Regions from separate parts of the Homo sapiens genome. Here region 1 is linked to region 2. Evidence: chromatin contacts called from ENCODE Hi-C or POLR2A ChIA-PET data. All regions are on one chromosome and are shown on one strand. Each heading gives the region's core, a stretch centred on a gene start or an enhancer-like site at or near the end of the contact. The rest is flanking DNA. Distances are from core to core; before and after follow the strand shown.

What was found. Hi-C counts contacts between places; a loop is a spot of excess contacts on that map. ChIA-PET counts read pairs that join two places held with the same protein, here RNA polymerase II (POLR2A). Pooled maps may share reads with other maps.
Region 1: a loop to region 2 is called in a map of astrocyte of the cerebellum, with 5 times the contacts of the local background. The contact joins two enhancer-like sites. A Hi-C loop is called at or near these places in 2 of 168 maps with a recorded cell type or tissue (K562 and astrocyte of the cerebellum) and 3 of 50 pooled maps. POLR2A ChIA-PET finds 5 or more read pairs at or near these places in 4 of 52 experiments (A673, H1, activated CD4-positive, alpha-beta T cell and 1 more).

Annotation. Positions count from the first base shown.
Region 1 is chrX:41,044,555-41,047,741 of GRCh38, reverse strand. No RefSeq gene overlaps it. Among named protein-coding and RNA genes, the nearest start is that of USP9X, 39 kb to the left of the region's middle. Within about 2 kb of position 1,550, at least 5 of the 41 ENCODE cell types and tissues checked have a DNase peak (open chromatin) inside an H3K27ac peak, as active enhancers do.
Region 2 is chrX:41,115,529-41,118,691 of GRCh38, reverse strand. All of the region lies in intron 1 of USP9X (ubiquitin specific peptidase 9 X-linked), which reads right to left. Among named protein-coding and RNA genes, the nearest start is that of USP9X, 32 kb to the right of the region's middle. RefSeq lists an enhancer at 1,590-1,649. Within about 2 kb of position 1,596, at least 2 of the 41 ENCODE cell types and tissues checked have a DNase peak (open chromatin) inside an H3K27ac peak, as active enhancers do.

The DNA of each region.
Region 1 (3,187 bases), core at 301-2,800, 71 kb after region 2:
CCTAGATGACAGAGTTGCTAGAATTATTTGACAAGATTTTAAAGCAGCCATTCTAAAAATGCTTTGGCGAGCAACTACAAACATGCTTGAAACAACAAAAAAAGTAGAAAGTCTCAGCAAAGAAATCAAAGATATAAGGGAGAACCAAAGGGAAATTTTTGAACTAAAAATTGCAATAACTGAAATAAAATACTCAAGGCATATGCTCAGCAGCAGAATATAGACAGAAGAAAGAATCAGAATTTGAGGATCAAATAGAATTTACCCAATCTGAACAACAGAGAAAAAAATAGACTAAAAAACAAACAAACAAACAAACAAACAAAAAGAACAGGGCTTCAGGGACATGTGAGACTGCTGTAACAAAAAATCTAATACTCAGACCATGGGTGTTCCAGAAGGAGAGGAGAAAAATGTGGAACTGAAGAAATTATGGCTAAAAGCTCTGAAATTTGGCAAAAGACAAAAACCTACAGCTCAAGAAGCTGAGAAAATCCCAAACAGGATAAACCTAAAGAAATCCATGCCAAGGCCCATCACAGTCAAACTTCTGAAAATTAAGACAAAGAAAAAAATCTTGAAAACAGCCAGACAGAAACAACATGTTACCTATAGGGGAAAAACAATTCGAACGAACGTGGATTTCTTATCAGAAACCATGAAGGCCAGCAGGAAATGGCAAAACATTTTTCAAGTGCTGGAAAGAACTTTCAATGCAGAATTGTATAGCCGAAATATTCTTCAGGAACTTTTCGTTCCTTTTCGGAAATCAAGATATACTCTGATGACAAAAAACTGAAAGAATCTGTTGCCAGCTGACTTGCCCTAATGAATAGCTAAAGGAAATTCTCTAAGCAAAACGAAAATGAGAGAAAAAGAAATCTTGGCCCATCAGGAAGGAAGAAAGAATGATAAAGCCAAAAGCATGGGTAAATACAATAGACTTTTGTTCTCTTCTTGAGTTTTCTAAATTATATTTGACAGTTGAAACAAAATTATAATCTTGGCTTATGCAGTAGTTCTCAATGTATGTAGAGGAAATATTTAAGACAATTATATTATAAACGGGGGAGGATTGAGAGTTATAAAAAGAGGTAAAGTTTCAACACTTCACTCAAACTGGTAAAATGTTGACAACCGTAGAATAAGTTATATATATATATATAAGGCGATCCTTAGGGCAACCATTAAAGAGATACACCCAAAGAACACTAAAGCTAAATCAAAATAGCATTCTAAAAAATGTTTAAGCAATCCACAGGAAGGCAGGAAAAAAAATCATTCTGGTGGCAGATGAGAGGCTGATGGGAGTGGCGGAGGGAGTGGAGTCACAGGGTGCATTGGGGATGGGTATAGGGTGAGGAACCTGCCAGGCTCTTCCACAAAACTTTGCCTTGGTGGATTGGTTTATACCGGTGCTGTTTATGCTGGTACTCAGAGAGCTCTTCTTGAAGCCAGCAGGCTGATCAGCCATCACACCAGAAGGAGCTCCCTGCAAAGGGTTGGGCTTGGCTGACTTCAGTACTGGCAGGATGGTGCCTTTGCGTTCTGATTACAAAAGCCAGAAGCACCACTTTGTGTGTGGTCTATACTGCTGGTAAAATGGAATTAAGATGGCTTTGAAAAGGGCCTTATGCAACATTGGCAAGGGGGAGAAGCAAGTTCAATACATTTGGAGCTGTGCCCCAGATGCTTAAGCAATATTTGGGTTCAAAATCAGAAAACCTTGGCAAACTTTTCCTACAGGATTATTACAGAGACCTATTTTAACAGGCATCTTCAGTCTTTCAACGATTCGAAAGAAAATGAATACTGATGAAAACTGACTTGCAGAGTAGTTCAACTTCTCTTTCATTTATTGAGGGCAGGAGTTCTGTATCTTTTCAAGTAGGCGGTGAGCCCCCAGATCTTGTAGTAGACCACCTCCTAGGACCTGCTGGCTCTCTGCTTCTGGCCTCTTCAATCCTGAGTCTCCCAGAGAATACTTCTGAAGACTTTTCATTATAGTTGCTTATAATTTTTACACTTAAAAAAAAGAAAAAAGATAGCTGGAGGGTTTTTTTTAATTTTAATTTTAATTTTTTGAGACAGAGTCTCACTCTGTTGCCCAGGCTAGAGTGCAGTAGCACAATCTTGGCTCCCTGCAATCTCCATCTCCCGGGTTCAAGCGATTCTCCTGTCTCAGCCTCCCAAGTAGCTGGGATTAGAGGCGTGTGCCACCACGCCCGGTTAATTTTTTTATTATTAGTAGAGACAGGGGGTTTCACCATCTTCCCCAGGCGAGTCTCGAACCCCTGACCTCAAGTGATCCACCCTCCTCAGCCTCCCAAAGTGATGGGATTACAGGCATGAGCCACAGCACCCGGCCAGCTGGAGGTTATTCATACATTACATGTCATTTACTATTCCAAATGCTGTTTTAATCAGTTCAACATGAAAGCATCTTAATATTCTCAATAATGGCACTGATTATGGATTAAAATTCATATTCAGAAAAAGAATAAGCTAGGCAATCTCCCCTTAAAGACACAATATGTAGATGATTAAATCTAGCAGGTTTGTGGAAAATTGATATTTTCACAATATAAAGTTTTTCGGTGTAAGTTTCCTTGCATTTCTATTAATAATATCAATCGTATTTTACAGCTTTCTCTGTTGAGTTCTTGCACAATTATGATAGATTTAAGTATTTGCTTCTTTTGTGCTATTATAAATGATTTCTCTTAAAATTTCATTTCCTGGCCAGGCGCGGTGGCTCACGCCTGTAATCCCAGCACTTTGGGAGGCCGAGGCGGGCGGATCACGAGGTCAGGAGATCAAGACCATCCTGGCTAACACAGTGAAACCCCGTCTCTACTAAAAATACAAAAAAATTAGCCAGGCGTGGTAGCGGGCGCCTGTAATCCCAGCTACTCGGGAGGCTGAGGCGGGAGAATGGCTTGAATCCGGGAGGCGGAGCTTGCAGTGAGCCGAGATCGCGCCACTGCACTCCAGCCTGGGCGACAGAGCGAGACTCCGTCTCAAAAAAAAAAAAATTCATTTCCTAATTTTTTTATGGCATATAAAAATGCAACTGATTTTGTATACTAACGTTTTATCCTGCACTTTGGTGACCTTCCACATATACAACTTTCCATATACACAATCATGCTTCTGACAAAGAATGAGAGTTATTGCTCCTTTGTAA
Region 2 (3,163 bases), core at 347-2,846:
TTTTCCCGAAAATAAATACAACCTCCACTCCCTACCATCTCCTCCTGAGAGTGATGAGGTTAGCGACTATATATTCCCAAGTGTGGGGCAAGTAGGGGGCCAGGGAGATCACCTTGTCTACTAAGCCAATACTGTGTCTCTTTTAAAAGTCTTTCCAGGAAGCAATACAAGGACGAACAAAATGTGGTACCTATGTTCAGTGGATTATTTAGTATTTTTTAAAAAGAAAGGAAATTCTGACAGGTGCTACGATATGGGTGAACCTTGAGGACATCATGCTAAGTGAAATAAGTCATTCACAAAAGAACAATACTGCATAATTCCAAGTACACGGGTACCCAGATTAGTCACGCTTGCAGAAACAGAAAGTAGAATGATGGTTGCCAGGGGCTGGGGGGATGGGGAGTTATTGCTTAAGGGGTACAGCGCTTCAGTTTGGAAAGAAGAGAAGTTCTGGAAATGGATGATGGTAAGCATCCCACAATGTGAATGTACTTAATGCCACTGAACTGCAAACTTAAAAATGGTTAAAATCAGCCGAGCACGGTGTTTCACGCCTGTAATCCCAGCACTTTGGGAGGCTGAGGCAGGTGGATCACCTGAAATCAGGAGTTCAAGACCAGCCTGACCAACATGGTGAAACTTGTCTCTGCTAAAAATACAAAAATTAGCTGGGCGTGGTGGCGCACACCTGTAATCCCAGCTACTCGGAAGGCTGTGGCAGGAGAATCGCTTGAATCCGGAAGGCAGAGGTTGCAGTGAGCCGAGGTGGTGCCACTGAACTCCAGCCTGGATGACAGAGTGAGACTCCGTCTCAAAAAAGAAGAAAAAAGGGCCGGGCGTGGTGGCTCATGCCTGTAATCTCAGCACTTCTGGAGGCCAAGGTGTGCGGATCACGAGGTCAGGAGATTGAGACCATCCTGGCTAACACGGTGAAACCCCACCTCTAATAAACATACAATAGCGGGCGCCTGTAGTCCCAGCTACTCGGGAGGCTGAGGCAGGAGAATGGCGTGAACCCAGGAGGCAGAGCTTGCAGTGAGCCGAGGTCGCACCACTGCACTCCAGCCTGGGCAACAGAGCAAAACTCCGTCTCAAAAAAAAAAAAAAAAGAAGAAGAAAAAAAAAAGGTTAGAATGGTAAATTTTATGTATATTTTCCCACAGTAAAATTGTATATATAGAGTACTCACTGTTCCCTTACCTTGCAGTTCTTTTAGCATTTGGAGATCATTTGAGCTAAAATACCTCAAAATTATATTCTCATATTTTTATGCACAATATCCTTCCATCTATATGAATTCAGTAACCATCTATACACAAATCAGAAATATCTGGCAAAAGTCATGGTATAAATTATTCTAGACAAAAGTATCATGTGGATAACTAAGGGACTATCCCTTTAAACAAAATAACTAAGATAAATGGGAAAAGCGGCAGTGTGAAACTCCTCTCTCAAAACACCTTTCTCTAAGACCACAGAACTAAATCATCTTCTGCTTATGACAGGACACTCAATCAGCAAAAGCCTCAAGCTGCTTGCTATCCCTATCTCTTATATAGTCTCGCCTTTCTAGCTCTTGGTTTCTGTTTCTTCTACCCGACAAGCTGTCCTCATTTCTATATTTCCGGTATTGCTGAGCAGGTATGTCAGGTCTCAGCATAGCATACTCTGCTGCATCTCTCTACTACCACATAAGAATTTGATCCCTTTCCCTCAGCACACTAAGATGCAAGATAAAGAGCAGGAAATAGGCATGGAGCAATTAAAAATAATTTCTGGATTCAAACATAACTCATTCAAAATCCAACTTCTGTCACTTACAATCTGCCTATCTTAAAAAGAAAGTAACAACCTCTCTCATTCTTTTTCCAGGTATTTAAAATTGAGATGCTATTACCCACACAAAAAAAAGAAAGCCATGAGAATTGCTTTAATAAAAGGAGTCTCACAAATAGCAAGCACAGTAATTCTCAAAAAAATGTAAATTTTCTTTTCCCTTTCTACAATGTACTGTGCAGAGTTCCTAAATATTTCAGGAATGAATCTGAAAATATTGCCTTCAGATATAATTTGGAAAGGTTTGAGTGGGAGAAAAAAACTTATCACAGATACAACTAAGTTATCCAAGAATAACACCACTACTTTTCTTAATAAATCCTATTCAATACTCAAGTGGTGGAAACAGCTGGGAATCACACAGCTTTGCCTGATTTCAAGTAGCAGTCTCACAACTCTAAAAGAGCCTGTTTTTTATGTCACAGAGATTTAGGCATACCTAGCAGGGCTAGAACAAGCTCTCTACCAAGTCAAAGCAGCAGTATCCTACACACAACTGAACAACTTAGTAATTATTCAAATCATTCAATATTTGACACAGTAACAATCACTTTCCATAGGCATGCTCAAATACAATGAATCACAGTGTGAAATTTTACCACATGAAGTTTTACGCTTTATTTCATAAAAACAAAATTATTACACAAACAGAAGCATCTTTAATTTTCTCAATGGGAAATACAACCAAAATGGTGATTTGATTGCCTCTACAACACACAACACATTTTCATATTCAAACTTAGCATCCTAACATCTTCCACAATGGGAAAAGCATCACCTTTACCTAGATAAAGGCTGGACTGCATTAAGTAATCTAGTACTCCATAAACAGCAAACCATTTACTTTAAACTTTGCAGAACTGAATTTCTCCAGCAGCTTTCACACAGGGCCTTAATACCAGAGAAATCCCTTTTAGAACAAAGAATTATCCTTTCTTACCCAGTCATTATCCCAACTCTGCTAAAATTTGCCCTATGTTCCAGAATCTCTCTCCTTTTATACAGCACGTTGAAATCCTCTGATTCTACATATGATCCTAGGATACTTAAGATTTTCTTCTCTCAATTTTTCTTTTCATCCAAAAAAAAGGTGTTTAAATAAAAACTCAAAGCTTAGTCATTCAAAAATTGTGTACTGAGCATCTGCAATGGGTCACATATTGTTCTAATCATAGGAGAATATATGGAAGTACACAGTGCATCAAATATCTCTGCTTTTGTGGAACATTACAGACTGGGGATAGAGACAATAAACAAGCAACAGCAACTCCAACCCCCTACCAGATTATTTCCTTTACTGGACATCAAAGTGAAATGAGTTTCT